Regions from separate parts of the Homo sapiens genome. Here region 2 is linked to region 1. Evidence: read pairs that join two places in POLR2A ChIA-PET (ENCODE). Cell type or tissue: PC-3. All regions are shown on one strand. Each heading gives the region's core, and the rest is flanking DNA. Links, peaks and the distances in the headings are about the cores only.

The links. ChIA-PET counts read pairs that join two places held together with the same protein. Peaks named below come from ENCODE experiments on the same cell type or tissue, not always from the same donor. Only the 100,000 strongest peaks of a DNase experiment are listed, where the experiment ranks them.
Region 2: POLR2A ChIA-PET joins it to region 1 with 24 read pairs; 2 of 35 experiments call an interaction of 5 or more read pairs at or near these places.

What each region holds. Positions count from the first base shown.
Region 1 is chr10:51,346,367-51,351,757 of GRCh38, forward strand. All of the region lies in intron 2 of PRKG1 (protein kinase cGMP-dependent 1), which reads left to right. Among named protein-coding and RNA genes, the nearest start is that of MIR605, 49 kb to the left of the region's middle. In PC-3, for the core only: no CTCF peak of the experiment used is centred there; no DNase peak of the experiment used is centred there.
Region 2 is chr10:51,101,418-51,106,808 of GRCh38, forward strand. All of the region lies in intron 1 of PRKG1 (protein kinase cGMP-dependent 1), which reads left to right. Among named protein-coding and RNA genes, the nearest start is that of PRKG1, 30 kb to the left of the region's middle. In PC-3, for the core only: a CTCF peak has its summit at 3,193; a DNase peak (open chromatin) is centred at 2,634; H3K4me3 peaks cover 944 bases; H3K27ac peaks cover 2,219 bases.

The sequences.
Region 1 (5,391 bases), core at 91-5,090:
TATGTATTATACACTTAATTATTTTAATGCTTTCAACATTCTAGTGAGAGTTATAAAATACTGCCACTTCTGCATAAAGAAATTAAGATTTTTATCTAGAGTCCTAATAAATATTTCTCAAGTGAAATTTTGAGGAAATGCAGCAATGTAAGTGGAATCAAGCAACTGTTTTATGTTACTTTTTATACTAAAATCACTGATTTGAGGGCCATATAGGCATATTTTGGCATACTCAGAATTAAAGGCAGAGTTACTTGAGCTGTTAAGCCTAATGCCATTGCCTATTATGAATATTACAAAAAAGCAATCACTTTTTCTGTTATCCAACTGACATTTCCTTCATGAGTATAACTTCACTGAATTTGACATCTGCAAAGCATATTTGATGTTAGATAATACTTTCCAATTATAATGACATGGTAATTTGCTAGCATTGGAAGTATTATAGAATACTACCTCATGATACCTAATCTTCCTCTGTTTTATTTGTGGGGCTCTCTTAAATTGAATAAAGACTTTGTGGCTCTCTTGTGTAAACCGCTTCACTCAAACCTTACTCAGTAACAAATTTATTTTACAGACATAGAATGGGCTTCAAAGCTCAGTACAATCAGTAGCTTGATGATGTTGCCGAGGACCTGGGATGCTTCCCTCTCACCTCGTGGCCTCAGCATCCTGAGTCTGGTTATTTTCGTGGCCACAGATGAATGCCAATAGCCACTGCGGCCACATGCTTCCCTGTTCATGAAAAAAACTGGTTTTTTTTTCTACCACCAAGACAATTTAGAATACTTGCACACCCCTGGATCAATAAGAGTCACTAGAAGAATGCCAACACACTGATTACCTGAGGCTAATGAGTTATATGCCCTTGGAGTTGGGGTTAAGCACCTCGCCCTGGATCATGTTGAAGAAGAGTGAATATTGAAGAAGAGTGAATATCTGAATACAATTAGCATTCTTTTAACGACGGAAAAGCTTAGAAGATGGAAGGCATTAGGTATCAATAGACTATGTACAATATTCTTTCTAACGAAGAATGGATACTTCAGTTCCTCAGTTCCTGGAACTCTTGATACTTTTATATAACTTGATCTTATGAATGAATTGCTTGGTAGGAAGATGGTTGTTGGAATACCAGCCAGACAGTAGTCCCCCTAAAAACTGGTAATGCCATTTTTAGTGAAAATGTGATAGTTTCTCGTTGGTTTTCAAATAAACTTTTTTGGTCCTTTTATGGATAGTCAGATGAACTTGTTTACCCATGTCTCTGGGTCTAAAATGAAAATAAGATTAACAGAAGGCTTTACAATCATCGTTCTTCTTGAAATCGGTAAACATTCTCTTCTGGGATTCTCAGTGGTGTAACAGGCCAGATTTAGCACCGGTTATCAGAACATAAAAGTCAACAAAGGCTGGGCGCGGTGGCTCACACCTGTAATCCCAGCACTTTGGGAGGCCGAGGCAGGCGGAACACGAGGTCAGGAGATCGAGACCATCCTGGCTAACACGGTGAAACCCCTTCTCTACTAAAAATACAAAAAAAATTAGCCGGGCATGGTGGCGGGTGCCTGTACTCCCAGCTACTCGGGAGGCTGAGGCAGGACAATGGCGTGAACCCGGGAGGCGGAGCTTGCAGTGAGCCGAGATCATGCCACTGCACTCCAGCCTGGGTGACAGAGCGAGACTCCATCTCAAAAAAAACAAAAACAAAAACAAATGGCAACAAAGTTTGGGGAGAAAACACGTAACTTAAGAGAAAGTAATGCTAAATCTTAATTTAAAATATAATAAACCTATCACATTGGAATAAAATACTTACACCAAAGGCCACTTAAGTCCACATATCAAGTTTACTCTGTACCTTACCTCCCACACACACTCTCCTGCCCTTAAACCGATATGTGCAATCATCCTTTTCTCTGTTAATCAGAGAAAGATTATACATTTGATCTCTGTTAGCCCGTCAGTGGAATCTTGAGATGCACAACAAATTAAATATATAATCTTTCAAAATAAAATTAACTTTTCAAAGAAGTTCAGTAATTTTCCTTACACCGTAAGGCAACCTGCTAGTAACCACAACCTCCAGGTGAGTGCCTTGGAATTTTACTCTGACCTTCTCCATCAAGAGTGGATCCTGCCTAGAAACATAAAACAAGCGCATTAGAGATCCCACACAATGATGTTTATTCACTGAAGAAATAAAGCCTTTTTTAAAAGACTATTTTTTACCAGATTGTCTCTCTTAGCAGGTGATACTTCTCCTCTTGAGCTCAGGTATCAACCTGTAGTGAAGCTTTAAGGAAGTCTAGTGAGAACTCGACCTTGGTCTCATTTCTTGCACTAACATGTATCTACTGCACTTACCTCTAACATTGCCACTTATTCTGACATATCCCATCAATATAAAAAAACTGAGTGAAGTGTACTGCATCCATTCTTCAGTGTGACTGGTATGTCACAACATTTGAGTTTCCCTGATTTGTGTAGGGGTTTCTGAGTTCTTTTTCATTTTTTTTCCCTATGTGATACCATTTTGGGCTAGGGAAAAATCTACTCATTGGTAGCAGGTGAAATCCGGAGCTAGGAAGATATAAAATAGCTCACTTGGCGGCATTCATACTTGAGACGATAGTGAGATGATGCTAATTAATCCCTTACCATAAGTCAGACCTGGTGTGCCCAAGTGTTGTCGTCATCTTCCATCAAAGCCAAGGTAAGCACTGTATTACCTCTCCTTCATTCGATGAGGAGTCTCAGACTTAGAGGAGTAAAATAGCTGCCTGACATAGCACATCTCAAACCTGCTAATATTGGTGTCTCCTGCTGGTGCTGGAAGTGTGTACATTTGTGGTTTTGTGTGGAAGACTACGGATTTCTGTTTCTTCCATGTAGTGAAATATATGGCCAGTGACCTATTGTCAAGGTGAGAGTTTAGAACCATACTTATATCATCTCTGACCTAATTGTAAAAGCATAGGATATTTTCTTAGACCAACATTATATTTGCCAAAATCCTAAGAAATTTTAGTGTGTATTTTGTTCAGAGAAGATAAAAAATTGTTTACTTTGAGTTCATATTGTTTGTGTGTGTGTGTGTGTGTGTGTGTGTGTATGTGTGTGTGTATGTGTATGTGTCCTTTTTTTTTTTTTTTTAGATGAAGTCTTGCTCTGACACTCAGGCTGGAGTGCAGTGGCATGATCTTGGCTCATTGCAACCTCTGCCTTCCAGGATCAAGCGATTCTCCTGCCTTAGCCTCCCAAATAGCTGGGACTACAGGCATGCACCACCACGCCCAGCTAATTTTTGTATTTTTAGTAGAGACGGGGTTTCACCATGTTGGCCAGGCTGGTCTTAAACTCCTGACCTCAAGTGATCTGGCTGCCTCAGTCTCCCAAAGTGCTTGGATTACAGATGTGAACCACATACAGATACCATGTATGTGTATCTTTAAGCTGAGTACACATTCTCTCTAGAGATTCTCAGTGGAGTACCAAGAAATAAAGAGAACTGCTAAATTGGATAGATAATTATAAGGCACAGCTTCTGCCCTAAATGAGCTTACTCTCTATAGAAAAGGCAAGGGCAAGATGCACTCAGACAAATTTAATTTTAAGGAACATAAATACCATGGAGTTAAGGGGAGGAAGGATAAAACTTAGGGTCATATAATAATAACCATAAATCATTTTGATCACTTCTGTGCTAATGACTGTGCTGAGTTCATTATTTGAATTCATAATGAATTTGCCATATCATTCATATAGTAGAGTTATGGAAGTTTCCACAAGTGGAGCTGGACCAGTTATGTGAATTCATCCAGTCAGACTCACATGGCCTCAGCCAGTCCACAATGTACCCTCCCCAAGATAGACTGACCTAATGACAAGGCCATTGAAAGCTCAAACATCCCAACTCACTAATACAGATGATAAAGGAACCCAGAGTACAGGAGGTCTCAGGTAAATATTGGTAGTGGGGAGTCAGGTAGATGGGTTCTACCTCTAAAACCTTGGATAGGATGCTAACTAAATAACTCACATTCTATATGGAATGAACATACCTCAACATAATAAAAGCCACATACTACAGACCCACAGTTAGTATCATACTGAATGGGAAAAAAACTGGAAGCTTCTTTTCAGTTTTTAGAAAGGAGGCCCACTTTCAGCATTGTTACTCAACATAGTACTGGAAGTCTTAGCGAGAGAGATCAGATGAGAAAGAAATAAAGAGCATCTAAATCGGAAAGGAAGAAGTCAAATTATCCTTGTTTGCAGATGATATGATCTTATATTTGGAAAAACCTAAAGACTCTACAAGAAAACTATTGGAACTGATAAGCAAATTCAGCAAGTTGCAGAACAAGAAATCAACATACAAAAATCAGTAGCATTTCTTTTTCTTTAATATACTTTAAGTTCTGGGATACATGTGCAGAACGTGCAGGTTTGCTGCACAGGTATACGCGTGCCATGGTGGTTTGGTGCACCCATCAACCCGTCATCTACATTAGGTATTTCTCCTAATGCTATCCCTCCCCTAGCCCCCCATCCCCTGACAGGCCCTGGTGTGTGATGTTCCCCTCCCTGTGTCCATGTGTTCTCATTGTTCAACTCCTACTTATGAGTGAGAACATGTGGTGTTCGGTTTTCTGTTCCAGTTTGCTGAGAATGATGGTTTCCAGTTTCATTCATGTCCCTGCAAAGGACATGAACTCATGCCTTTTATGGCTGCATAGTATTCCATGGTATATATGTGCCACATTTTCTTTATCCAGTCTATCATTGATGGGCATTTGGGTTGGTTCCAAGTCTTTGCTATTGTGAACAGTGCCGCAATAAACATATGCATGCATGTGTCTTTATAGTAGAATGATTTATAATCCTTTGGGTATTTACCCAGTAATGGGATTGCTGGGCCAAGTGGTATTTCTGGTTCTAGATCTTTGAGGAATCGCCACACTGTCTTCCACAATGGTTGAACTAATTTACATTCTCACCAACAGCGTAAAAGTGTTCCTATTTCTCCACATCCTCTCCAGCATCTGTTGTTTCCTGACTTTAATGATCGCCATTCTAACTGGTATGACATGGTATCTCATTGTGGTTTTGATTTGCATTTCTCATCATCAGTGATGATGAGTTTTTTTTTCATATATTTGTTGGCCACATAAATGTCTTCTTTTGAGAAGTGTCTCTTCATATCCTTTGCTCACTTTTCAATGGGGTTGTTTGTTTTATCTTGTAATTTGTTTAAGTTCTTTGTAGATTCCCTTTTTCAGATGGATAGATTGCAAAAATTTTCTCCCATTCTGTAGGTTGTCTGTTCTCTCTGATGATAGTTTCTTTTGCTGTGCAGAACTCTTTAGTTTAATTAGATCCCAG
Region 2 (5,391 bases), core at 287-5,286, 240 kb before region 1:
TAAGCCAGTCGGTGTGTGGCATTTGTTATGGCAGCCCAAGAAGACACTAATACAGGTGCCAAAATCAGACTCCAGATTACTTGTCTCATGTTTTGAGAACTTTGTATTCTCCTTTGAGAAGCTAAAATCCTATCATTTTAGTATATGACATGATTTCTAGTTAGCAATGGAAGATTAAACAGATGCACATATTTCCACTCCTTCCCCAAACATCCATGAAATAATGAGTATTTTTTATAAAAATGCTCAATTCTATAAGGATAAAAACCAAACAGAGTTGGAGATCATAGTGAGAACATGTTGGAAGCTGAAAAGGATGGAAGAGAGAGAAACTTCTGATTATCAGACCAAATAAAACTAAAATGCTGAGAAGCGATTGGATTTTTGTTGTTCAACTTCAGAAAACATAAGGACTGGAGTCACCAGTTACCCCTGGGCCTGGGGTAAAATTGAGGCTAAAAATAGATGAATTGATTAAAATGTGTTTAAGAATTAGTAAGACCTCAGATCCCCTCCCTGGCTTTGAGAAACTGGGCATCTGCCCAGTGGCGTGCTGGCAAATACTTAACAACTAGGTCTCAAAATAGTTGTGATTTGTGGTATTTGCCAATTTCTGTGGAGTAAATACCACCATCATGGCCAATGTCAAGCTACTGCATGACATCACTGAATGCAGAGTTGGGAAGAGATGTGAGTAGCACACCTCGTGTAGTAGAAATACAATATGCAAGTGACCTCAAAAGCATAAAACATAGTATAATAACTAGTAAGTGATGAATTTCTTTGTGTTTATTACCTTTGTTTTAATATAAATTTATTTAACTGCATATTTGTATAATTTACTTTTAAATAATGACAGTGTTTAACAATCAGCATGACAACTTCCAAAAATTTAACAACCTGCTCTTGTGAGCTGGAGGACAAATTGACTCCTATAAACTACCACAGTAGTTTCTTCTCCATTCTGGCAAGACTGGATATTTATTACTGTAAGTTTAAAATAAAGGGTCTCTGGAGTTGGAAAAAAAAAACAGGCAGAATTAAAGGCAGAGTCTTTCAACCTAAAAAGTTAGAATGAAATGGAAGTTCATAAGTGAATTTAGAAATTTCCTAGTTCTTATTTCCCATTCGGCTCCTGTTACACTGGAAGCCAGACACATTCCCTCTTGGTAAGAGACTGGAAGCATCTTTTCTGGGAAAATTGACCCACTGAAAGAGTGGACAAACTCTAAAGGTTTTGACATTGAGAGTCCACAAGGAAACACACTAGGTAGATCAGTCTGTTGCAAGGACCATAGTTAACAAGCCCCATCTATGTGAACAGGGCTTCAAATCAGCACTTTTAGTGATGCAAACGTAAGCATCTTTCAGGGTTCACAAAGTATTTTGGTGAAGCAAATAATGTAAAAGAGAAACACACACACATACACACACACAGAGACAGAAAATTGCTACTTGGAGGAGACAAAGTATGCATGGAGAGGAAACTTTTTAAAGCAATCATCTACCATAAATAACTTCAGACAGATAAGAGAAAATAGTATATGAATGGAACAAGAAGAGGATACTGGTAAGAGAGAAAGAAAAACTGGCAGAGCACAAAACCAGCTCTTGGAAATGAAATGAAAAATATTATAGCAGAGTGAAAAACTCAATTAAGATATGGAATTGAGAAAATCTTCTAGAACATTGAACAAATGGCTAAATATTCAAAAGTAAAAAAAAAATAGTTAGAAAATGAGAGTGTTCATCCAAGATATTCAATAGAAAAAGAGAAGATCCATAGAAGGGGGTCATTAAAGAAAAATCCAAGAAAACTTCCCAGAATTGAAGGACAATGTTTCCAAATTATAAAGGCCCAGTAAGGGCCCAACATAGTGATGAATTAGATCCACTAATGAAGGCATTTGATCATGAAATTTTAGAATACTGGGCAAGCTTCAAGGGGAAATATATTTCTATTCAAAGGATTAAGAAGCAGAATGACTTTATATTTCTTCGAGCTAAAAAAAAGCTGAGCAGTGTCCTCAAAATTCTCAAGAAAAATGAATTTCCCAACATAGAATTCCGAGCCCAATAAAATTGTCACTGATTGTGATGATAGACCGAAGACATTTCTGATAGTTTAGCTCTCAAAAATTTTACCTACTTTACACGCCTTCTCTGAAATGTAATAAAGGATGTGCATCACCAAATAAGAGGGAGGAGGGGGTCAAGAAAGTGGGATCCGGATGAGCTGAATCAAGAGTGAGGTGACAAGAAAACTCAGGTTAACAGGCAGGAAGTGTCAAGCTTCAGGAGCTCCTGATCCTGACTGAAGCAAAGCCAGTATCTTTGGGAGTGACTTCATGTAGATGAACTTGATAGCATACCTACTAGGTATGAATAAATGTATTGAGAGGAAAGCGTCTGGAGTAAGTACATACACAACTAATTACCTAAAACAGAAATGAACACAAAAACAACAGCTGCTAACAATCAGAAAACAAAATGCTCTTCAGAAAAGGACAATTACTCATAATGTACTGCATGGATTGGCTATGAAGGACATTTATAGAGTCATAACAATGTGAGCATTCAGTAATGATCTCACCACATTTGATATTTCATAGAACTGGGAGGAAGACATAGATGGGAAGTCTGTGTGTTTGTTTGTGTGTATATGAATGTGTGTGTAGTAGGAGTGGCAGGAAGGGGAAAGAGGGCTGAATCATTTTCTTCTATAGTAGCAAGTAAATAGATAATTCCTAAACAGAAAACAAACAGTAGCAATATAAATATGTTAGTCAGATATAGGAGACAGAAAAAAAAATCATCCCCCACAATTAAAAGTGGTTATTTCTAGGGTGCAGAATTTGGGTCCAGAGTGGGAAACTGCTGTTGTAACAAGCCTTATGGAATGGTTTGACTCTTTGTACAATCTTCACATATAACTTTGCTAAAAACAAAACCCAAATTAAACTGTATATTGTGATACTGAAAGGCATTACTGACAAAATGCGTGACAAGAGATAGTTGTATATAAGATGTAAGTACGTTAAGACACTGAGAGGAAGTGGAAAGCCTTTGGAACATATTTTTGATGCTTCTGAATAAAGCTGCAGTCTTTCCTTTTTTCTTGAGATGGAGTTTCACTCTGTAGCCCAGGCTGGAGTGCAGTGGTGCGATCTCTGCTCACTGCCACCTCCACCTCCTAGGTTCAAGTGATTCTTGTGCCTCAGCCTCTGGAGTAGCTGTGATTACAGGGGGCGCTACCACACCTGGCTAATTTTTATTTTTATTTTATTTATTTATTTATTTATTTATTTATTTATTTATTTATTTATTTTGTGATGGAGTTTTGCTCTTGTTGCCCAGGCTGGAGTGCAATGACACAATCTCGGCTTACTGCAACCTCCACCTCCAGGGTTCAAGTGATTCTCCTGCCTCAGCCTCCCAAGTAGCTGGGATTACAGGCGGGTGGCACCATACCCAGATAATTTTGTATTGTTTTAGTAGAGATGGGTTTTCACCATGTAGGTCAGGCTAGTCTCGAACTCCTCACCTCAAGTGATCACCCACCCCAGCTTCCCAAAGTGCTGGGATTACAGGCATGGGCCACCGCACCCAGCCCTGGCTAATTTTTGTATTTTTGGTAGAGATGGGATTTCACAGTGGTGGCCAGGCTGGTCTCGAACTTCTGGCCCGAAGTGATCTGCCCACCTCAGCCTCCCAAAGTGCTGTGATTGCAGGTGTGAGCCACTGCACCCAGCCCAGTCTTTCCTTTTGAAAAATGTGTTGTGTTATATTTAATTAAAATGTATTCAAGTGTAATTTATGGATAAATTGAAAAACATTCTGGAGCAAATAAAGATGCAAAAGGATATGTATAATGTGACACCATTTATGTAAAATCTCCAAATGCAAAATGGTATAATTTATTGGTTATACAGTGTAATTTTAAAAATCTCTATTAGACTGATCTCCTACCTTGGATGTGTGGTATTATGTGATGAAGGAGGGAGATAAAAGGTGTGGGAAGTGAGGTGCTAGCTATATCAAATTCTTTTTGTTTCAAAGACAGTGCACGAAGGGAGAAAAGAAGGTTGAGTCAAATATTACAAAATGCTAAAATCTACAATATTGAGTAGTAGTTATATGGATGTCTATTATTTTTTGTAATTATCTGCATCTTTGAAATGTCTTATAACTTAACAAAGGAATAAATGAGGACTGGTAGTCAACAAGCTGTTATCCTAAACCTGGAGAGTGGGGACACATAGACATTAAAATTTTTTTCCTTTTATTTATAAAAATAATTTTAAAAATTGATTCTGAGTCTGATGACATATAATTACTATAACAATCAATTTTATTGAAAATGTTACTACTTTTGCCTTCATATTGTTTGAGGACACAACATTAAACATAAACTAAACTTTGAATATGGATATTCAAGGTTTAGTGCCCCATGGCCCTTACCTGGAAGACAAATTAGAGCAAAATTAATGAGTATATGATTTTGTGTAACAGACAATTCAATTCAATAAGTAGTTATGAAATTCCTACTTTATAAGAGACAAGACAGAAAAATAGCAATGAGCAATCAGGGTTCTGTTTCCCAACATGATTTCCACTCTGGGAAAGGATGAAGTAGAAAGTAATTGTTAGGTGAGCGCCCTAGAATCAGATAATGGGGTTGAGTTAGCTGAGTTATTTAATTCTATGAAAGTTAATACTGAATTTTGGATGAGTTATTAAGCCTCTCTATGCCTCAGTTTCCTTAATGTAAAATAGCAACAAGAATACTATACACCTCACAGGATTATTGCCATCAAATTAGCAAATTCAGATCAAAATACATGTTTCTGTGCCTGGCATAGAATTATGGTAAATTCTCAGTAAATGTTAGTGTGATTGAAAATTGTGAAGACATTAGCATCACCACCCTCGGGAGAATACATCATTTAAGACACGATGGTTCAGCTAGAGAAACAGATGTACACAGCTTTACGTGAGGAAGAATTCTTTTTTTCGGGACTGAGAAATTCCAAGAAACTCCCTAATGAAATTTAAGCTTGGAATTACAACTTAAGTCAGCTTCATGGACTAGCAATTTCTTAAGACATCAGCACCTTTCTTAGAGGGGAAAAGTCTGTGCCCGCCTTGCTCAGATTCACTCAGATCTTGGCCTTTCTTCAGCAGCAGAGACAGATAAAGTCCCACCATGGAGCCAGCCAAAAAGTGAGCATGAATCCCCAGATTGAAGGCCTTTTTACCTCTGGAAGACTTGTAAAATGAAGCCAGGGAATAGAAAAACAAATTAAGTTGTGGTTTGAATATGTCACTGAAATGCTATGTGGACAACAAAACTTCATGGTGGGGACATCAGAGAGATAAATTTCATAGTGC